3 separate regions of the Homo sapiens genome follow, and all the other regions are linked to region 3. Evidence: chromatin loops called from intact Hi-C (ENCODE). Cell type or tissue: GM12878. All regions are shown on one strand.

Region 1 (8,000 bases), 480 kb after region 3:
AAAGTTTCTTGACTAAAGTCACCTAGCTGGTAAACAATACAGCCAGGATATATTTCTTTTTTCCCTTTCTTGCTTACCATTTTGTAACGTAATATCTATTTAATTACATATGTTGTTATTTGCCACTACAATGTAAATTGTTAAGGGCAGAGATTTTAATCTGTTTTTGTTCATCATTTTGTCTCAAATAATGCTTACCTCTAATAATATCTCTGTCCCTGAATCAACCAACCAATCAATAAGAAAAGGGCACAACATGAAATTTACAATCTAAATATCCTTTTTATATAAAAAAAGAAATGATTCGAATCATGATTTTATTGTTACTTAGCAGAGTTCAAATTCCAGGTGTTGCTTACTGCATGCTTTTTTGAATTATTTTTAAAATCAGAAAATTTAGATAAAATAATGATACATTGTGAAGAATATAAATAAATTCCTTTGTTGATAGTAAGGAATGTAGCATAAATTTGTTAATTACCCAAAATATAAGCAAAATCTTGAAAGCAACAATCATCTATGCATTAAGAATATAAAAGTGTTAACATTTTTCTGTTTACCGATACTAATATCCAAAGTCTCTTGGGCACATTTGAGAAACTTCCTAAAAACATTTTTAAAGTAAATAAGCTTGTGCAGACATCTTTTATTTTTTACACACTGAAAGTATTGGATAAGGGAGATAGAACTCTGAAGTTGAGTTATAACTTTCATGTTATCCTTAAAAATCAACTTTACAGCACCAAACATCCTTCCAGAATCTTCTGAGATTGTCTCCCATCCCCTGCTTATTTATTTATTTCCTTTTATTTGTAGTTGACAAGTAATAATTGTACATATTTAAGGGGTACAGAGTGACATTTCCGTCCATGTATACAAAGTGTAATGATCAAATCTGGCTAATTAGCATATCTACCACCGTGAATATTTATGATTTCTTTTTGTTGTGAACATTCAAAATCCTCCCTTCTAGCTTTTTGAAAGTCCATACTAAATTAGTGTGAACCATATCCATCCTACAGTGCTGCAGAACAATATAACTTACTCCATCCATCTAACCCTAACTTTGTATTAGCTAACCAACCCCTCTTTAGCCTCTCCTCTTTCCCACCCTTCGCAGCCTCTAATAACCAGAACTTTACTCTCCATTTCTATGAGCTCAATTTTTTTTAGCCTCCACATATGAGGGAGAACCTGTGGTATTTATCTTTCTATGCCTGGCATATTTCACTCATAAATGTCCTCCAGGCTCATCCGTGTTGTTGTGAATGACAGGATGTCATTCCTTTTTATTGCTAAATAGTATTCCATTGGGTACATATACCACATTTTTATTATTGATATATCCACTGATGGATATTTAGGTTGATGCCATATTTAGGCTATTGTGAATTTTCTAGGATTTTGAACTCTCTATTGAAAGATCTAGGTTTTTAAATTTATGTTTAAACATTATTATTTTTAACTACAAATATATATTTATGTCAGTAAATCAGTTGTGGTATGTATTTAGTGAGGGTATACTCTTTTCCTGAGGGTTTTATTTTTAAAATATGGATTAAAACTGACACAATCATAAATCTTAAATACCACATTCATGTTTCACAAAAAATAATTTTCCAATGATTTGCTTAACAAAAGACAAAACAATATTGTAAACTGTCAAAGAAGAAAGCAATCACAGTTCCACTGGGAGACAAAAGTGTCTTTCTTCTCTAAATACTGAAGCAATATCTGTACAATATCAAATGCATTTAAAAGGCTAATCAGACAGTTGCCATGATGGGAACAGAAGAGCCTACTTTTCTTCTTTCAAAATCCTGGGTAAGCCACAAATGAAAGGAAATGGAGTATCAGGGATAAAAATGGTTAAAATGCCTTTTTATAGCCTTTCCATTTTCTTTTGAAAAACATTTTAGGATGTAATAGTTAGTATTCCTAAAAGGACTTAAAATACTTATTAATTATAATAAATAAACCAAGCACCATGAACCCAGTTCCTAATTTTCAGAGTGCACAAGCATAGCATTGTTGATGCTATTTCTGGAATTTCTTTCTATTTTCATTTCAATTTTTTGTGATGACATCTTAGGATGGGGGACAGATCACTGATTTCCCTCAAGAAGAATCTTTATTTACTGGGTAACTTTTGCAACAAGTAATACATCAAAAAGAGGGAGCTATGTGTTTCAAGATACAAACAGGTATGATGGAGCAAGTTTTCGATAAATAACTGGCTAGATTATTTTAATTTCTGAACAGCCTAAGATTAAGATGCCCTATCATTATGCCACATTTCATTGTTCTTTCCTAATGGTTTACCTTAGAAAAGGTGCTCAAAATAAAATTGATGCAGTCCATAAATATTAAATGAATTATTTCCATATGCCAGGCACTGTTGCAGGTGGTCAATATGTAAACAGTAATAAATGAGACAGATGTAGCCCCATTCTTATAGTGCTGACATTTAAATAGCACACAACAATTGAATATTTAATGCCCCTAAAGAGGTAGACAAGATTCAAAAGAAAGTAAATAATGGAATGATATATTTTTACATTAGTAGAGTTAATAAAGTAGAATATCAAAAAGAGTATACTTAATTAAATTAATTAATAATTCCTCCCTCCACCTCTTGCTCTTTCTCTTATTTTTTACATATTATCTCTTTCATATTTACTCATAAATAATGAATTTGGTATGTATTACAAATGAAAAAATGCTTTTCCCTTACAGTTAAGTTATAAATTTGTAAATAACCTCAGAAACATGAGCAAATTTGTTACAGGTAAAATGAGTGAACATCACAGTTCTTTTCACTGAATTTCAGAAAAATTTATAAAGTCATCTATATGTGAACAATATTTTAAATGACTTGTAAGGACTGTCTAGAGGAACATAAAGAGTCTCATTTACTCATAGATGCTGATGAATCAATTTATCCCCAAGGCAATGATATTAGTATGTCACCTCTATAGATCGTCCTAGATGATTTGGCATATATTAAAAAAAAAGTGTACTCTTTCCTTATTGATTAGGAATTGATTCCTTATTGAATAGGCTATGTTAAAATTAGCATATCTAATCAATTATTTAATCCAATGAAAAATAATGGGAAATATACTAAAATGTTGTCTCTGCTAAAAATAAAAAAAAAATCAAGAGGAAAGTTATTTCTCACCAACTGCTTTTCTTTATAAAGAATAGTTCCAATACTTAGTGAATGATGGAAGAATTAGGCCATCTGCTGGCAAGTGGCAAACAGGCAACCTTTACACATCCAAACTCAACTAAAGCCACCTCAATGGTACTTAAGGGACTGAGGGAGTTGATTAGAAAAGGGAAGCATTATTTTTCCTTGTCCACATTAATTGGTAATCTTTCACGTTTAATATTTTCAATCGCAGTGATTTAACTTCATAACTTTAAACACTTTTAATAGTGGTAAGGGGCTACAACAGTAGGTAGTTATAACTCTATGGCATGCATCATTTATTTATTCACCAATATTGATTGATAGTCTGCTATGTATAAAGAAGGTTGTAAACATTAGGGACAGAGCAATATACACGACACCTTTCTTACTCTCACAGAACTAATATTTTAGATAGTCAGTTGTTTAATTAACATGCTAAATCTTAATTTTTTGAAGAGTGGAGTAGGCCAGGCGCGGTGGCTCACGCCTGTAATCCCAGCACTTTGGGAGGCCGAGACGAGCGGATCACGACGTCAGGAGATCGAGACCATCCTGGCTAACATGGTGTAAACCTCGTCTCCACTAAAAATACAAAAAAATTAGCCAGGCGTGGTGGCGGGCGCCTGTAGTCCCAGCTACTCCGGAGGCTGAGGCAGAAAATGGTGTGAACCCAGGAGGTGGAGCTTGCAGTGAGCCGATATCGCGCCACTGCACTCCAGCCTGGGTTACAGAGAAAGACTCCATCTCAAAAAAAAAAAAAAAAAAAAAAATAGTGGAGTAAACTGAGCTATATAGTTTCATAGTTTATACTAGATTCTACTTTTTTTCAATTTGGTTTCTAGAGAGAAAAACAATAATTCTTGAATCTCTGTTCTGGAAAATACTAGCTCATCATTTTGTCAGCCAATGTCAACCAAATTGAATAAATGGTGCTAAAATGCACTTCTGAGGATTCTTGGCCCTTATACATTTGACTGACTCTAATTCCAGTGATCTTCTCAAATTGTAGTAATCCATGGAAATGATAAATCTCCGTTAGCAGGGATTTTTTTTTTAAGTAGGCTTTCCTTGAAGCAATAACAAATGACTCTCCCTTCAATATGAAGGACAGAACAAGCATTCCAGCCTTGAGGATGTTTGCATCGGGTCATCCTAAATATAATGCATTGATGTTACTGCTGAAGCTTCTGCTAATACTACTGAACCTGTTATCCAGGAAAATTAAGGACTTCAATTTTCCAAGAACTTCAATTTGGCACCATTCCCAGGATTTTACTTGCACACACATACCACCACCCTTGCAGGTTCATTTCTAGTTCGTAAAACTCTGCGAAAGTAACAAATTATCTAATTAATATCCAAATTGCCTAATTAATACCCGAATCACCCAGTTAATATCAATTCTGAAACAGTTTTATTTCGTTTCTGTCAACATCTTTCTTCATGTAATTCTTTACGGTCTACTCCCTATTCCCATTTTTCTCTATAGATTTCATTCACAAACAACTTATGTTTCAACCATATAAGTTAATACATCTCTTTTATTCTTTCATCTAAATGGCACTAAACTTACTTCAAATCTTTATTGTTTGATTGCAATGGGCTTCTGAAGCCACCACAACATGCAGACCAAAAGAAGAGAAAGAAGGGAGATAGGATCCCCCAGGAGAATTTGTCTCTCAGGTTACATTTACATATTTAAAGGAGAAATATTTTCTAAGAGGTGCCACCTTCAAATATGTACTGGACCATGCCCGAAATCAAGAAATTAAACCTTTGAGATTTTTATTTTTAGTGAGCGAGATTCTGAGGCAGAAAAGATAACAACCACCAGAGTTATCTTCCTAAAACAGAAATGCAGGACTTTCAATATCCTTACATTGCCTATAAGGATTCAGACAACCATCCTTGCAGACTACATGCAGCCCACCTATTCTCCTAGCTTGTCCAAGGCACAGGAATAAGGAAAGAAGGGCTTCACAGAAAACATATACCTTGGAATCAAAAAGAGTCTTAAAACACCACACACACACACACACACACACACACACACACACACACACCTTATTCCAAAGCAAGAACATCTTTCCCAGTGATTAAGGCAGTGGTGTTGGGCATTGGATGCTGGGCATTGGAGGAGGAATTGCCTCAAGGGAGGAGCAGAACTGCACTTCAACATAACTAGGGCTTCATCTCAAGATGGTGGTGCTCATATCTCTCCAGGGTAGTGCAGTGTAGCACACTAGGGTATGAGTGAGGATGGTGCTGCTCTGCGTTAATAATTGAAAAGTGCCCATGGTTAAGATGTGACTTTTATGGGCCTTGAAGATAAAGATTATTTTAACTATGGGGACAGGAGGCAGGTTGGCTGAATGCAATGGGCTATGTCTCATGGATTTCTCAATGCTCTGTGTTGTTGTTGACACACATGTATTCTGCTATTAAAACATTGTATTATTTTGGATAAGGCACTTCACTTCTCTGAGTCTGACTTTTTCTGTTAGATAAAGATGATTGTAATACCTATTTCTTGGAGTGGCTTTGAGAAAGGGGTGAACTAATGCACGAGGATACGCGTTGTGTTTTAAAGCACTATACAAAGGTAAAATATTAAGCACTAGAAAGCTGTTTGGTACTGCTAAGTCACAAATGTTCCCACATATTAACCTTTTAGTGACTAAAATAGAATTCTAATTATCTTACTGGTATTCTCGTATTCAGTAAAATAAATAACATAGCTTGCAAGGATACACACACACACACACACACACACACACACAGTACATGTAGTCACTCTCCTATAGGACTCAAAGCTTTGTTCAGTTTGAATCTTAAAAATGTGACTCATAGATATTTTGCTGTTTTCTGACTTTGCCCATTTGAACAAAAGTTGCCTAACATTAAATCCTAAAAATAAGTCCAAAGCTATTATTGATTCATTAAGAATAATTACAAATAAATCTACCTTTCCAGTTTCATCTTGCCAAATTACCTTCCTGATTTCTTACTATATGCCCATGCATTGCAGACTCCTAATATTTAACCAAGCTATGTTCTACTATTCTTCTGTGCCTTTGACCATGTGAATCATTAATTTGATTATTTTATCCTCATTATTTTATCTATTTGATAAAAAAATTCTTGTTTTTCAAGGCTCAATTTATACTACTTCCTTAGTGAAGCTATCTCCAAATTCCTTGTCAGTATTGGGACATCCTCTTTATATAGCTCTTCCTACCTGTACTAAACATGACTCATTATTTTATAAATATTATTAATATGGATGTTCCTATTTAAACTCTTAAAGATAGTAATATCGTGATGTATATTCTTATATTTCTGTGCCTATCCTAGTGTCTAGCACATAGCAGATCCTATAGTAATTGAAAATTTCTTTTAAATATGTACTTAAATGTAAGCTAAATTTTCTAGCAGTTCATCAGTTTGAATGATGCTCAAATTTACTTTTTCTCTTCTTTTTGTACAGTTGTGGGAAAGCAGAGATTATAAAAAGACTATGGGGAAAGATGTTTTTGGCTGCCAAGCACATAGTCTCCCCTTCAAAACTCTGTGATAACAGAATAAATAGTGCTTCCTATTATGCACAGAGGGAATATTTAAACCTAAGGGACAAGTGAGACAGATGATTTGTCATGGTTAGGGTGGTTAACATTGGCCTCAAGGCTATCGGTTAATCTAAATGAAATGGTCAACAAGACTAGAAAGGATCAGTAAAGCTACTGATATGGTAACTGTGTTTCTAAGGTAGAGTCCATTAAGAAACAAGGATGCCACAGTCAGGTGGTCTGCTAGGGTACGGTTTTGAGAAGCAAATACTGGGCACAGCTTAATAAGGGAGTACAAAAGACTAAGCCACCATTTATTTCTGCAAACAGAATCAGATAAGTATTTTCAGTGCAGTAAGAGCTATGCACAGAAATACCAGGTTGTGCAACGAGAGAAAGAGATGCAACAAAGAATGTCTGAAATTTGTGAAAGTAAACAGACTTCTCAGAATAACAATAAAAATTAAAATTTTTGTCATAACATTTAGCACATTTGAATCTGAAATTGAAAAATTACTTTTGTATATAGATTTATTCTAAGGATCATCAGGGAAAAATGATGACTACTTAGGCTAAGACTAAGCTTCTAAATATCCATAGTTAAAATATTTTATCAGATCTGCTTGAAAGGATATTTGTAGTCAAATAGTGCCCATTTTGTATGCATGTAGCAATTTTAGATAGGTAGTGCTAGTTAAGAGTTTGGCAAAACCATGTGTCATTTACTCATAATGTATATAGATTCTTTTTAAAAAATGGCCATTCAGATTGAAGGGCCAAATTTTCATTTTATTAGCAAAGAAATACTTGGTATAGGAGAGCGTGAAAATTTACACTTAGATGTGATTTTGATGACTATTCATAAACTACCCTAGATTTTTTTTTCTTACATTCTTTCTTAGATGGGACCATTACACAGCAGTCAGTATATACCTGATACCAAGCCTGATGAAATTTGCCTGCTTTCAGTCCACTTGGACTGCAAAAGTACGGTGACGGAAGCACTGGCTTTGGAAGTTTTGGTTTTCAGCAAAACTCTCAACATAAAAGCACATAATAGTAGCACATTATCCAAAAGAGTCCTCAAACAGGTTCTTTAAAGGCAGAGCCTAAGACAGAGACTCAGGTGCATTATAGCTTACAGAAGGACTCTGGAGGAAAAACCCATGAAGAATTACACGGGATGGGGAAAGGGAAGGGGCTGAGCAATGATGTGGTCCCACATAAAGTTTAGACTT
Region 2 (8,000 bases), 250 kb before region 3:
ATGAAATCTATGACAGCCATGGAGAAAATGCACTGCTCTTGTCATGGAGTAAATTTCAGTGCAGTTTGGCAAACTTTATTTCTTATACACCTGCTATGACATACATTATATATTTTGAGTCATTTTTGACCATTTACTCTTTTATAAATGTCTATGAATGCTAAGGGTGGCACTTTGTGTACCTAACAACAAATAGAAAAATGTAGTTGTTTTGTGAGTTGCTTAGAGCATACTTGTGTGATCACTAACACATACGTGACTCATCTGGTGACTTATCTGGAGTCAAGGTCAGGATGGTGGTGCTCAGAGTTCTGGTGGGCCTAATCAGGGGACAGAGGGAAGCCTCTCACTCCCATGCCATAGTCTTCAAGGAATCATAGAATGTTAGGTTCAAGGAGACCTTAGACAGTGTTGTGGTTCTCTCAAGGTATTCCAAGATTTAAACATCTGCAACAGAGTTCCCTGTGGAACTTGTTAAAAATTTAAACTCTCTGGCCTCACCTCAGACTAGCTGACACAGATTCTCAGAGAGTAGAACTTGAGAACCTGCCTTTGTAATTCAACTACCTGAGTAATTCTGATCCTGATCCACACTTCAGCTTGAGAGCCACTGTTCAAATACACTTTTATTCCCAATTCAAATTGTCTATGATGTTGTCTGTCATGAATTCTAGATCTCTATTTAATACCCCTCCTCACAGAGAGCAGGATTGAGGCCTGCTGAGATTCCATTAGCTGGTCTTGTGGCTGGAACTGGGGCTGGGTCATAGGAAAGGCTGTTGGGGAAGAAAAGATGTCTAAACCAATTCTGGAAGCTTGTGCCTACGGAAGCACTGTGAATACAACAGCTATAAGAGCTGACTGATACAGGTGTGCTGTATTGGTAATAAACAGTGTTTCCTTGATGCATTTCTTTTTTTCTGAATGGGGTACAATTCTTGACAAAGTTCAAAGGAAAACAAAATAAAAATTTTATCTTAAATTATAGGGTACCTGCATTTATGTACAATTCAGTATATATTAAAACAGTGGAAAGTGCTTTGTTTTAATAAGTAAAACAGTGTTAGATTCTAATCCAGATCATTAAAGAGGGTTTTCTATACTTGAATGTGCAATGGAACATTAGAAAGCAATGTTAGGCACAGGAATAATCTCTTCTTTACTCTGGACTGCAGTAACTGCAAGATCTCCAGCATTCCTGGACCCCTGTATCCTGAATGCTCATAATGCTTTCTTATTGTGACAGCAAAAATTTTTCAACATGCTTCCTGGTGTAGTATTTATTGCCCCTTAGAGAACCATTTCACTGATTTTCTTAGTCACATCATATTCAGACCTTTCTAAAATGGAAGTATGCACATATGATTCCTCTGCATAAAGTCTTTCCATGTTTCCCCATTTCTTTCAGGGTGAAGTTCAACAACATAGTACTCAAGGATCACATTTTTGGTAAGGCCTCTTGGGCAGTTTGATTATGTTGTGTCTCTCCTGTACTCTTGTAGCAGTAACCTATGCATATACTATACTGTAATGATTGGTTTATTCAATCTCTGAAAGTAAGAACTTTGATATTTTTCTATAAAGTGTTTATAGTTCTCAGCCTGGTCTACAAAATCTTCAAGATATACTCGCACATATGTTTCTAGCCTTATTGCTCAGGGTTTTCCACTGACACTCATCATTTCAGCTACATCTAAAACCTGGCTTACAATTTCAAAAACTCACCTTCTCTACCGTTTCTACTCCTGGGCGTACCTGAAAAACCATTCCCTCCTCTCATCACCTATATAAATCCTGCTCATTCTGTAAGACTCAGTTCAGTTGTTATCAACTTCATTGAGATTCTATCAGGGAACAGGTATAGTGCCTGGTGCTGAGGTTGGCCTTTGTTTATATGGAGCAAGTAATCCAGTTATAAATCTTCCCTCTCCCCTGAGGTTGGATTAAGAGCTCTTCCTCTTGCCAATCTCTAGCACAGCACTTATCTCACAATATTGCATTATGGACTGTAAGCTTCTTGAAGAAAGACAATGAACCATCTTTATGTTTGTGTGATCAGCACCTGGCATAGTGCTTGACTCATAGTAGGCACATGAACGGTGGGTTGGAAACCTGGGGAGCTCACCAATTATCAAGACAGCCAATACAATATTTATTACAAAGTTCTGGAGTGGCAGTCTTGGTGGTACTTCTTTCATATTTTGAATTCTGATTATTATGTACAATATTTTGAAATAAGTCCTCATGCAGTTTTCTGGAGATTTTTCCGTATCTTAATTTCTCAGAGTTTTCCTATAGTTAACAGCCCCAGAGCTCTGACTTGGCAGTCCTGATCCCAACTGATTCCTGGGAAGGAGACGCCAGGGGAGGGGAGGTTAAGGTTTGTCCAAATCACCTTGTGTTAATCTTGGGTGCAAGTGATGGGGGCCAGCTGTGGGTACCCCTCCACCGCTTGCCAAATTAAACAGCAGAAAGAGAATGTCATTTCTTCGAACTCTATTTCCTAGTTGACTAAAATTCTAAAAGGAAAACAGAATGGCAGGCCTGGATCCTTTGCTATGTATATTTTCTTAATCTGTCATGGAATACTGGTTTTCCAGCTGTACAATATCTGATTTTGTTTTTCTGTACATAAATAGGCTTTTGATAAATATAAAATAAATGTATAAATTCTGAAAAAATCATCTTCAGATATACAATTTTTATTTCTAAATCACAAGACTACTTTTACAAGCAGAGGCTCTTTTCTAAATGAGACAAACTGAACAATGGAATGTCTTATATTTTATTGTTCTGCTTAGTTGAATGAAATAAAAAAATCTCGATTTTTTTTTAGCATAGTAAATGTCATTGGGAAAAATTATATAGAGCTTTCCATTCTAAATATAGAGGTAACTTTCCAGAAAACAAAAACCACCTTTTGTGAAGAAATGTACCTAATGTACATTTTAAAATACTATCTAAGTTCAGGCACAGTGGCTCACACCTATAATCCCAGCACTTTGTGAGGCCAAGGCAGGTGGATCAGCTGAGGTCGGGAGTTCAAGACCAGCCTGACCAACATGGAGAAACCCCATCTCTACTAAAAATACAAAATTAGCCAGGCGTGGTGGTGCATGCCTGTAATCCCAGCTACCCGGGAGGCTGAGGCAGGAGAATTGCTTGAACCTGGGAGGCGGAGGTTGCAGTGAGCCGAGATCGCCCCATTGCACTCCAGCCTAGACAACAAGAGTGAAACTCCATCTCAAAAAACAAACAAAAAACAATAAAATACTATCTAAAACAGTTGTTATTTAAAATATAAAAGCATAATAAAGCTAAACAAACTGCAAGCTGTAAGATGTTTGGAAAATGATTTGAAAATAATCTTATCAACTTCCCTTCCAGTAAACCTTTTTACTTTTGTTCCTGAATTATAAAATCAGAAATTTGAAAAGTATGTTACTCTTATAGTATAAAGCAAAAAAGGAAAATACTGACATAGGAGTATCATAGGTATGGGGCAAAAATAGCTTCAAAAAAAAAAAATCATTTAGCCTAGGTATGTTGCTCATCCTCATTGCCCGCTGGCCTAGACCATAACTCAAAGGCCAGAGGAATTGCCAGCTGGCCCTGGCTTTACTGTCTTCTAGCTGTGTTTTTACTTGGTAAAGAACCTTTAGCTCTCTGGGCCCCAATTTCATCATCTGCTAAAAGAGGGAATTTTTTTTAACAGGCATGTTGTTATGTAAAAATGAGAAACTATATTGTCTGTAAAAAATATCTGAATGAGCTATAAGATAGTATACAACAGTAAAATATTGTAAGTATTGTTCATATCTCATTCTTTCCCAATGTAACTTCTAATCCTTTGTTTTTTAGGAAGATAAAAATTGCACAGATACATTTGTTATATAGAAATACACTAAGCTTTTTAGAAATCTTTCAGAATGCATTACTATTCATCCTGCTAGATTCAGTCTTAGGACACCTCCACGATGTCATTAACACTTTTGGGTGCTTATAGAGTAAGTGATTGTCACAAATCAAACCTTTACATTTCAAGAGATAAGCAATGTGAGTAAATAAAATTTCAAAATAGAGAATTTAAAATGAATTTCCTTAAAATTAGAGCCTAAAGTTATTTTGGTGCCTTTAGACATATTTTAAATGAAATAAATTCAATAAAAGCCATATGGTTTATTAATATTTAGCTCTATTTCCCTTTACAAAGGACCATAGTATGATTTTAAGAAAATATTTATTTCATGCAGCTTCAGAGTTGTTGTTGTTCTCCTTCCTTGTATAATTGCATCCATCTTATTTTTTCCTCTTAGAATCAGAGTTTCTATTTTTGCTAGCTTGTGGTGCAGATTTTACTACTAAACACTGGGAATATCAAACTGGGCAATCAAATAAGCTTTCAAGGCTCCCACTCCCTTGAGACATGAGCAGGACGCAGGGCTAAATTTGGGGTTCCAATTCCTACCCCTCAAACAGTGGCAGGCTGAAGCCACACTTAGCCTTCATACAAGATTCATGATAATCCTGGGACTGGCTTGGCTCTGACACTGTATTAGATATGTGAAGATCCAAGCTGCTCTCTACATAACTCAGGGCAGAATAGGGATTGCTTTGTAGGCACCCTGGCTGTTTTAAAGTTTTCTTTTAACCAAGTGACTTTGAAATTTCTCAGTATTTTTTTTGTGTGTGAGTGAAAAGAGAGTCAGACAGAGGAGAGCTGACGTTCCCCAGGGGCAAATCGTGTTTTCGGTTCCTCTTTATACCAAAGTTTTTCTTGCATTTTATCTTATGTCTCCTCCTACAAGCTAAAGATTTGAGCAGTTCTTTTCTTACCAAATTTAAGGGATGAACGCTGCAAGGACATGTACCGACCATTGGATCTTAAATGCTTTACTCAAAGTACAGAAGGTAAATGCAGAAGTTTTCATTAATCCCTAACCACATTATTTGACACCTAGGTCTTTTTTATTAGACACTTATGGAGAAGCATTTGTAATCTTTACTTCAAAAACAAATGATAAGATGTCACTTTAACAGTTGCAGCCTTTATCAAGAGTTAGCTGATTGTATTTTATGTTTTTGTTTTTGTTTTTATTATGGGAGAAGAAGGCAATAAAGAAGGAAACAGACTTTCATAGCTCAAGACCATTTGGTCTTTACCGCATAACTTAATTGGATCCTCACAAAAGTCCTAGGGAGCAGATATTATAAATGCAATTTTAGATGGGCAGAAACAGGATCAGGAAGGTTAGGTGATATATTCAAATCACACAGCTAACACATAGTAGATCCAAAACTCAAAATCAATTTTGTCTGATTCTAAAGTTCATGCTTTTTCCACTGGCTACTAATGCCTCATAGAAAGGAAAGAGATTGAGGTACCTGACCTAGCCAGAGAACAGTGAGATTTATGTTCCAGTTCCCTGGTTTCTGAACAATTCTTCCATGAAATGATGATAACACCACCATATTATATTCCAGGGTTGCCAAATACATGGGACCAATACAAAACAGCATCTCCTCCTCCTGCCTGCTCAGGTCCTTCTGAAACCTCTGCGAACACTTCCTCTCGGGAGAGTTCTACCACGCTTTGCTCTGTTTTAGCATTTTCTTATTGAGACACCTGCCTCCTCACCTCATTTGTCCCATAGTGTTATAAAACAGAGGCAAACAAATGTTTTTAGAGAAAAAGCAAGGGAATAATAATAAGTTAGTTAGGACCTACCTTCTTTTGGATTAAAAATGATGCACGAGGTATTTTTGTGATACGAGTCCATTGCAACTTCTAGTGAAACAAACCTTCCCGTGAAGTAGATCAGAGATAACAAGAATCACATTCTACACATGCCTAAACTCTAATTCTTTTTTCTATGCCTGGCTTGAATCAGGTAAATTTTAATCCTTTATTTGTGACTGAAAACAAACTTGGCTACTGTCTGGGTGGAAGCAAAGGTAAGGACCCCTGTAGGTGAGAGATGTAGTTGGATATTGATTTGGTCAGATATACTTTACCTTATTTCACAATAGAGGACTGTATTTGGGGCTCCTGAAAGGGTCTAAAAAAATGGAGTAAAAACATACTAACCCCCAATTTTTCACTGTAAACTGTTTATCAGAATCTTTAGTAAGTTTCCCTTGCCTTTTTATCTGATTTTTAAAATCTGAGTGCACAGAATCAATTTTTCATAAAACTTGCAAGTTTTGAGGCTTTTGCTGCATGTCAGGCACCGTTCTAGGTATTGAGAGCAACAGCAGAAAACAGATAGATTTTGGTTTAAGTAGCTCATATTCGTGTGTGTGTGTGTGCGTGCATGCACACACACGTGGTGAGGGAGTGTTTATGTATGTGTGGCAGGAGGGACACAGATAACAAACAGATACATATAAAATATATAAGGTGGCAAAAATAAATCCCCATGATAATGAGTGCCATAAAAAAATAAACCCAGAAGGAGCTAGAAATTGGCTGGGGTTGGGGTGGGTAGTTTCTCTTTTATATTGAATAGTAAAAGAAGGAACCTCTGATAGGTTATTCTTTGAGAAGAAACATGTTTCTGACATTTTTCAGAAACAGCAAGGAGGTCAGTGTGACTTGAAAAGAGAAATTAGGTGACTGGTAGGGCAAGCAACAAAAGGTTAGACTGTACAGGACCTTTTAGGCCATAGCAAAGACATTGTATTCTACTTTGAATGAAATGAGAAGCATTAGTGGGTTTTGAGCGAAGGCTCACTCCAGCTGCTGTGTTCAGAAAGAATAGAGGAGCAAGCTGGAACTTAGTTATCTTTATTAACTGCCTCTGGACACACTTAGAGGGTTGTAGAGGGGATTGAGTGGTATAATACATACAAAGAGTTATTGCATGAGTTAATACATCCTAAATTCCTAGAACATGAAAATGCTCAGTGTCTTCGTTTGGGAGCCAGCATAATTAAGTGTTTTAGAGATGGTCCTGGGCATGTCCCTGTCTAGATTCAATCCTTGCTCCATTTCCTACTTGTTTGATTTTCTAAAAGTTACCTAACTCCTTCATTCCTTGAATTTCTCATTTGTAAATGTGAATAATATAGTGTCTCCCTCACAGGATCATTGTGAGGATTAAAATTAGTCTATGCCTATGAAATATCTATGGCATCACTGTGCACATAGTAAATATTCAATAAATGTTATCAATGTCACTATATAGCTTTTACATTTTACAAGGTGGTTTCAGGTTTTCCATCTCAAAAGCTCCTTATGAAGTAAATCACATAAATACTTCTATTTTTGTTTTGTAGAAAAAGGGATTGAGGTTCAGAGAAGTGAAATGACTTGCTCAAGATCACTTAGCCAGAAAGCAGTGGAGTGGAATCGAGCCCAGATCTTCCAAGTATTCTTTTCATTATATTCGGCTGCATTTGAATGTTTACGTATGTGTTAGAAGAACTCCAGGTCAAGCCTCTGAGCTCCAAATTGATGATTCTTTTTCTTTTATCATAGGTCTAACTAAAATATTTGTATAATGAATGAATGTATGCATTAATAAAAGAAAGAAATGAAACGAGAAAGGGGAATCCTTTATAAAGAGGACAAGTTTAGGTTGCTAGAACGTGCAGCGTGGATTTAGGAGACTGGATACCAATCAGTTGTTGACACATTGTATAATTCTGAGAAAATTGCCTAACATCTTGAGTCTTTGGTTTCTTCATCTGCTAAATGAAATCTCAGTATATTCTCATATCTGCTGGCTAGATTTGTGAAAATATATGCCAAGATAAAGATGGAAACACTTAGGAAAAAATGCTCCATATACCACATGTGTTGCTACTATTAAACTTCTCTAAGAAAATTCAGATCTAGACACCTCTAAAATACCTTCTGGGGTTGGTTAGTAAGCATTTGCTCAAAAACTTGAATTTTTGCACTTTTTTTGGTGGGGGAGGGAGAGTATGGATTAAAAACTTTTTTCTAGTGGCTTAAATTCATGGTAATTTTCCTAACTACCTTAGAAAAAGTTGTC
Region 3 (8,000 bases):
ACAGCTGCATTTATGAACGAGTTTTATTTATATTTGACGTGCCGTACAATATTTATGTTTCAATTCATAAACTATGTTTTCCCAAGTGGCAAGAAGTGAAATGTTAATTACATACTATTCTAAAATAGACTGAAAGACAAAAGTTTTTGTTTAAGTAAAGTTTGAAATTAAAAAATAGGGCAGTGAGTTAAAAATCTGATTTATTCTTTGGAACTACCAGATGGAATAGTAAAAGAGGATTTTGGGAGGAGAGAGAGAAGAGTAGAGAAGAGAGACAGAGATTGAGATGGATTTTGAAATTGGCCAAGCATCATATCACCGATTTTTTACATTCTGGCATAATAGTACTTCGAGGGTCTGAAGAACCACACCGGTCCGTTTTCCCTTACTTTAAAGATCTAAATGGTATTTTTTTTTAAAGTCTTCCTGGGTACACCAGGAAATTTATTTAAAACCATGCCATTGGGTACGAACTAAGAGCATTCTTCAAACAAACATGACCTTTTCTCTGTTTCTTGTATTGCTCTTCTCAACCCAGCCAGAAATCCCAGACAAGTTTATTTACACACACACCCGCACACGCACGCACACACACACCCCACACGCAGAGTGGCGGAAACGCCCTCTTTCCAACCCTTCCAAACAATTATCTCCGAGAGCAAAAGAAAATAATCAACAGCCCTGTGTGCTGGGCTGAGCCGGAGAGCCGGGCGCGAGGAGGGAGGGCGATCCGCAGGCGAGCAGGGAAAACGTGGCTCCTCTGCCGAGGAGAGGATTTGTGAAAAGGAGCGCTGGCCCGCGTGCGCCTCTTGTTCCCCGTGTAATTTGCAGCCAATCATCAGTAGGTGTCCACGTCCCTGCGTCCTCCTCACCTCGGCGCCAATCACCCCCACCCCCGCGCCCCCGCCCCCAGCCTCCACACCTCCTCCCTCGCCTTTCTCTGTGGCTCCCCTCCCCCAGCAACCGCACACTCGCACACACACAAACAGAGAGAGAAGGGGGGAGGGTGAGAGAGAGGGGAAGAGAGAGAGAGAGAGAGAGGGGAGAGAGAGAGGAGAGACTCCCCGGCTCCCTCCCTCCCTCGCACACAGCGACTGGAGACGGACGGAGAGCAACGCGCTGGGAGAGGAGAGACCACCGACAACAGACCCGCGCTCTCACACATACACTCACACTCGACTCTTTCCTCTCCCCCCACCTCCTCCTCCTTCCACCCCCACCACTAACACCATCTCCTCCTCCTTCTCTCTGCAACAAGAAAAAAAAGCCATTTACAGGTATTTTTTTTGATCCGCATATTTATTTACCCCCCCCCCCCCAACAGTTTGTTTACAAGTATTAAAGTTGTAATTGGGAGCTGCCAAGACACATCTGGATTTGTGTTTCTTTGTGTTAGGGGGTGATGTGCAACTAATTAAAGGCAGACTGGCAGCGTCTGCAAATTCTAAGGCTCCCCAAATAAAAAGAGACTGGTAAGTGATTGTTCTTTCTCTTTCTCTGGCTTTTTTTTCTCTTAAATGTTTGCTGTCCGTTGGGATTGTGAAAGTAGATTATTAATGCTGGACTCCAGCAAGAAAAAGCGTCGCTGTATTAATTTATTAATTAGTCTGCACCCGCCCCTCCTCCTGAATGTTAAATATGACCTTTGATCTCTATGTCTCTGGTAGACCAGACATACAGTATTAGGCATGTAAAGTCACATTGTTTAAAGGCAAAACAGGATCATGAAGTATGGATCTCTAATTTAGCTTTGGCATAGAACTATAGTTATTTGTGTGTGTTTTATTTTGTTTTTAAATAAAATCCAAACAATAGCTGTGGCTTAGATACCTTTTTCATGCTCCAGAGATGCATTGATTAAACAATAATGACCTGGATACTGGGCATAATCATTTTCTACAGTTTCTGGTGGTATTAAACCTTGAGGTAGGAAGAGGGATGGTGATGGCAATCAGAAAAGCAAGGAAAGCTTGTGTTTGGAAACACCACTCTAAGACTCTAAAAAAGGGACGTTAAATTATTTATTTATTTGGAACAAGGTCAAAAGACTAAAAGGTTGAAAATTTTCCCTCCACTCAATGTGATGATATCTAATGCATGGTTGACATAACTAGTTTTTACTGAGTAGCAGTTATTATGGTCTTGCAGTTACAATGTGATTCGCAGAAACTGAAGCTATATGCATATTCTTGCTGTGTCTTCCCTCACCCCTTCCAAGCATCAAGAATATTTAGCCAAGAGCATTTTGGGGGCACCTTTTGTATTGCCCTCAGACCTGAGAAGGCAGCAGTTTTCCCTAATGCGAAACCACAGAGGTGGTTCCTGAGTGATTAGGGACTTGCTGTGATTGAAAGATGCCTGCAAGCTTCTAATCCAGCCTGGGGTGAGGTTCCTTATCTTGATTTACTTTGCCTAATAGGGATTTGTTTACATAAACCCCTCTTTTTAGAGCACCTCATCAGTAGGTCTTGAAGTTTTTGCACTTGGAGTTTGGGCATAACTGGTTCATTAACCTAATTATAAGCATAATTACTATAATTGATAACCATTTTGAACTCTGAATATTTGAGACGGAGACTATTGGGCCCCCATGTAGAATTCCCTGAACTCTGCATTCTAGACCAATCTATGGGCTTCAAAAGATGTCACAAAAAGATATTCTGGCCAAAAAATCTGGAAACAAAGAAACTGGTTTTTTAAGTGAATATACACTTTATGCCTTTGCTTTGCTTCTTAAAAGGCTGTGATGTACTTCTCCCTCTGTAATAAACAACTAAAATACCTCTTCCTAAAGCATAATAATGGCCTGTAAGCAAGGAGATTAATGCAAATACCCAGTTAACATTAAACTTTCCTCTTAAAAAGAGCAAAATTAAAAAATAATTTTGTTATTTTTCTCTGGCAAAGAACACGTTAAAGCCCCCCCCCCTTTTACTCAATGTAAAAATCAGTGATTGTGAGATATCCTTTTCAAAAAGTCCCATGCTTTCCTCTTGTCTTCGGAAGAGACAGCAATCTCCATTAGGAATGATTAGGAATATTCTTATAGAGGCTGCAGGCACTTGGTTTAAAACCTGAGACATTGCTGATATAAATAAATATGTATATATGTAATTATCTGGCTTATCTTTATTTTCTACCTTAAAAAAAATCAAGTAGAACACCACCCTCTTACCCCCACCAAGACCCACCACCAAATGGCTTGTACAATTGAGACCTGTCCTTGGTCCATTGAATTAAGACCCTAACAGAGCCAGCTGTGCTGGGATTCAAACTAATGACCGCAGACACAGAAGGATACTGTGGCAGCTGGTAGTTCTTTTTTCCCTGCCTCTTTAGTTCAGATTGTATGTGGGCAGTCTCTTAGCTCTCAGTTGTATTGTGTTTGCTTACAGTTTATACTCGGATGTATTGTAGACTTTTTCAGTACTTCATTTGCTAATTTCCTGTTCATTTTCCTCATAGGGCCATTGCTGTTTTCTACTTTACAGCATTTGCATGCCCAGGCAGCACTTGTTCACACATTTCATAATGTTTAAATGCCCTCTGCTTATAGGTAGTATCGCCCTCCCACCCATGATTTGCATGTCTTTAGCACTCCAATTGCCCTTTTCCTTAGGCGTTTGTCACCCCCGTCTTCCTTCTTTCCCTGGGTATCCTGGCTATTAATACATTTTCTCAGGAGGGTTATAAGAATAGGGGGGAGGAGCTGTGGTTTGCTGTGGGGAGGGAGGGAGCGGGGGTTGGGAGAGTTGGGGGGGATGGGCTGGGGGGGGTCACGTCTTGATGATTCTTATGCAAACGACCTGATGGAAGAATGTGGGAGCTTTCGGTGTCTGCGGTGGGTTAGTGAGGGAGGTTGTTTATTTTTAATCTTTTTCCTCGTGCAGCTCGTTGGAATGACTTTCTTTATTTTAGTTGTAACAGTTGGAGGATAATGCAAAGGAAGACGCTGCCTGGGAATTCACCGTCTGTGGAAATGAGCCCCAGAGAGGAATAAAGCAGCCCTCACCTTGCTCTCCCCACCCGAACCCACTTTCCCCACCCGCCTCGGCCCCCACCCCAACACCACCATCACTCCCTTCCCTCCCCCCCACCTTTCCCCCTTTTCCACCCAGGTGTCGGACCAGGCGGTCCCCACTTCCACCCTGCACCCCTTCTTCCCCCCCTGCACCATGAACACCAATGTCTGCGTGGAGCCCGGGCCGAGCCCGGAGGCCCCGGGCTTGCCCAAGGAAAGCCACTTGCCCGAGGGGGCTCTGAACAGCCTTGTGGATTACAACTCGGAAATGGAGCGCTACCGCTCCTTTGCCACCTCCTTCTACAAGACCAACGGGGGCGCCTTCCCACAGGCGGCCAAGATCGCGCGCATCACCACCCCCATCTTCCCCAGCAGCGCCGCCGCCGCCGCGGCCGCCGCGCGCATCGGCATGTCCCCCTGGAACTGCGACAACGCGGCCACCGCCGCCGCCGCCACCGCCATGCTCTGGGGCAGCGGCGGGGGCGGGGGCGGCGGCGGGGGGGGTGGCGGCGGCGGCGGCGGCGGCGGAGGCGGGGGCGGGGGTGGTGGGGGCGGCAGGAAATCCTCCTCCGCCGCCGCCTCCTCCTCCGCCTCCTCCTCCTCGGCGATCCTCCCCGCCGGCGGTGGCGGCGGCGGCGGCGGCGGCGGCAGCAGGACCAGCATGCACCACCGAAACGACTCCCAGAGGCTGGGGAAAGCTGGCTGCCCGCCAGAGCCGTCGTTGCAAATGGCAAATACTAATTTCCTCTCCACCTTATCCCCTGAACACTGCAGACCTTTGGCGGGGGAATGCATGAACAAGCTCAAATGCGGCGCTGCTGAAGCAGAGATAATGAATCTCCCCGAGCGCGTGGGGACTTTTTCCGCTATCCCGGCTTTAGGGGGCATCTCATTACCTCCAGGGGTCATCGTCATGACAGCCCTTCACTCCCCCGCAGCAGCCTCAGCAGCCGTCACAGACAGTGCGTTTCAAATTGCCAATCTGGCAGACTGCCCGCAGAATCATTCCTCCTCCTCCTCGTCCTCCTCAGGGGGAGCTGGCGGAGCCAACCCAGCCAAGAAGAAGAGGAAAAGGTGTGGGGTCTGCGTGCCCTGCAAGAGGCTCATCAACTGTGGCGTCTGCAGCAGTTGCAGGAACCGCAAAACGGGACACCAGATCTGCAAATTTAGAAAATGTGAAGAGCTAAAGAAAAAACCTGGCACTTCACTAGAGGTCAGAGGAGATGATTTCTTGTTTCCCAGTCTCCCCCCTTCCCTCCTCACTCCCTCTCCCCTTCAGGGATTCTTGTCTGGCTTCAAGATGCAGTACCCCTTCTCAGAAGCTTCATTCAGGTGGTAAGAGTTGTAGGTGGTTTGCGAAAGGCTTGGCCTCTCCACCACCCGCACCAGCTGCACTTCACGTGACACCGCCCTTCTGATAGAGAGAGTGCCCTCCTTTTTATCCCTGGGGGAAAAATAATGTAATTGAAGAATCAGAAGTTTCACATTCAATATGCTCAATATTTTCCCTTGGTGGTTTAAAATGCCCCCTCCTCCTCATTAAAAAGGGTGGGGCATCTTGCCCAAAGGACTGGACACATCACATCCTATACAAGTTTACTGGCTAAGTTAGTGGCCCATTTATAACAGTGAGGACACAGTTTGTGGTACACAAGCCTGTTCTCATTAAAAAACCGGTAACAAACCACACAGCAGTATTCAATGAAGTTGAAACACCTGGATTCAGAAGGGGATTTCCTACCCTTTTCTAGAATCATTTTTCTACTCATCAAGGCAGAATGTTTTCTATTTTATTTTCTGCGTATCTGATATTTTTGGAGAAAGCTGAAACTGTGTAGGAAGCGGATTTCTACCTGCAAATTTTGAGGAGATGTGACTTAGAATAAAGGGATACAATTAGTTAATTTCAGGGCAGATAAGAGTGATTTTGTTTAAAAATTATTTTATGTGGTTTTAGAATGAATAATTTCTAAAACTCAGTTACAAAAAAAGTATTTCCCCTGGGCTCTGCATTGGACAAAGTAACCATTTTGTGGTTACAAAGTTGGTGTATACACCAAGCACAGTTTTGGTTGATACCTTATATGGTCAATAATAGTTTCTTTTACCTATAGGTCTTTAAAACAGATATTGTACAGATGCTCACTAAAGTAATTGTTAAATTAGGTTATGAATTATGCTAAATACAGAGATTGATACCTTTGATAAAAATTTTGTATTGTGTCCTGATCAAAACAAAAATGGGGAAAAATGAAAAATCACAGGTAAATGACTTTGGTGGTATATTAAACAAAGAAATCTGGACAAGTACTTATAGTTAGTCTCGATAAAATTTACAGGGTAGATAATTAGATGTTCATATATACATGAGACTGTAGGTGGTGGGTTTAGCATTCTGTGCTTTAACATTTTAATATTCTGTGGAGTGAGTTGCAGGATGAGAGTGGCTCTCACAAGTTATCTTAGGGTTATCTGTACATTCTTTTAAAAATTGTGAGTACTGCTTAGAGGAGTTTGCTTTATGAACTGGGAAGCAGTCTTTAAAAGAATAAAGAGAAGGGTTAAAGATCTTTGGTACAGGTTTGAACACAAAGAAGATACAGTTTTTTTTTTAACCTTTAATTGTGTAAATCAAATGAGATAGCCCTCTAGGATTCTAAAAATATCAGAATTATGTTGATGTCATTATTGGGTATGATCAGTTTCATCAAAATATTGCATTTATTCTTCTTTATAAGATAAATCAGCTCTTTTTGGAAAGTTTAACTTTACTCCTGGATGGTTTATTACATTTTCTTTGGCAACTTTCTTTGTGCAAATATAATAGCAACTATAATGCAGGTCCATGTATTTTCTTAGGTGGCAAAAAATAGCTTTTGAATCTTCTTTGCCGGATTAATTTATTGTAACTTCTAAGGACTATGGGAAATTAAAATTCAGTTCATACTGAAATTCTCTATTCCCAGCTGATAAGGACAACATGGCTTTTATTTTTCCTCTTGAAATGTAGTATCTAGAATTATAAATTTGGTTCTGCTGTTAGGCCTCATCTTTAGCTAGACTCGTGGCACTACTTGCATCCCAATTTAAGATATGTAGTAACTGAATAATTCTGATTTATTTAGTAAATAATTACCCTGCAGGGGTTTGATATGAGTACCAATAGGTTTTCTGCACAAGTTTCTATGCTGGTGTAATTTTTTAATTTGATGCTTTTCCTACAAGCTTGTTGTGATATTTAAATTCCTCAGGCATTTTGATGACAAAATCCCATAAAACTACATTTTCTTCTTTTTAAAAAATTCTCATGCACAAAAATTCTGTTACTCTTCACAAGGTGGGGTATGGGTAGAATAAGAAGCTGATTTTTTCCTTTGAACTCTCAAGCTGATCTTCTAACTTCAGATCCCTTCTATCAGAGCATGGGCTGTGTTTCAAGGCTAAGATTATTAGCGGAATACTATTTGGCTAAAAGAAATAAAAAGCTTTTTTTCAAAATTGTATAAGATCCTATCTAGATCATTAAAAAAGACAATGCCATCATGACTGCCTTAGACCTATGTGCAAATACACAGTTATGGTTGTAGGAAACCAGCTGAGCACATGTCAGAGTGACAGGGCTTACATGACTGAACCAAAGCTGGAAGAGGAATTGCAGGAAGGTGAAAAGTCCCCCTGCTGACCTGGTTTCTCTCTTAAATTTGGTCCATCCTCATCTGGGAAAATGTTTTAGAGATTGGATGGGTTCCTGGCTGAGGGCAGTGATTTGGGGACTCATTGTGGATATCACCTGTGGGTTCCAGATGTAAACTCCATAGCTAATATTTGTTGGCTTTGAATTATGGGTGCCAATTAACATCTGGATCATAATAATAACATATATTCTTCTTTATCACTTCAAGACTCATGTGCCACTCTTCCCTTTGACTTGTTCTCATCCCAAAGACTGGAGACATAGTCAGATTTTTTTTCAGGGTGA

What was found. Hi-C counts contacts between places; a loop is a spot of excess contacts. Peaks named below come from ENCODE experiments on the same cell type or tissue, not always from the same donor. Only the 100,000 strongest peaks of a DNase experiment are listed, where the experiment ranks them.
Region 1: it touches region 3 in a loop (14-fold over the local background); 2 of 110 quality-filtered maps call a loop at or near these places.
Region 2: a loop joins it to region 3, with 3 times the contacts of the local background. A loop is called at or near these places in 7 of 110 quality-filtered maps.

The regions. Positions count from the first base shown.
Region 1 is chr4:104,011,121-104,019,120 of GRCh38, reverse strand. The region is part of intron 5 of LINC02503 (long intergenic non-protein coding RNA 2503); the gene reads right to left. Among named protein-coding and RNA genes, the nearest start is that of LINC02503, 54 kb to the right of the region's middle. In GM12878, a CTCF peak has its summit at 3,252 (motif pointing left); a DNase peak (open chromatin) is centred at 3,266.
Region 2 is chr4:104,740,089-104,748,088 of GRCh38, reverse strand. No RefSeq gene overlaps it. Among named protein-coding and RNA genes, the nearest start is that of CXXC4, 250 kb to the right of the region's middle. RefSeq lists enhancers at 4,614-4,763, 4,794-5,023. In GM12878, no CTCF peak of the experiment used is centred here; a DNase peak (open chromatin) is centred at 4,738; H3K4me3 peaks cover 363 bases; H3K27ac peaks cover 1,758 bases.
Region 3 is chr4:104,487,978-104,495,977 of GRCh38, reverse strand. CXXC4 (CXXC finger protein 4) reads left to right here and starts at 1,084. Exons shown (of 3, transcript NM_025212.4): 1 at 1,084-1,277; 2 at 3,919-5,234. The coding sequence starts at 4,176. CXXC4-AS1 (CXXC4 antisense RNA 1) reads right to left here and starts at 5,013. Exons shown (of 10, transcript NR_125926.1): 1 at 4,918-5,013. RefSeq lists enhancers at 3,597-3,646, 7,649-7,838. In GM12878, a CTCF peak has its summit at 4,349; DNase peaks (open chromatin) are centred at 956, 3,507 and 5,607; H3K4me3 peaks cover 7,732 bases; H3K27ac peaks cover 7,670 bases.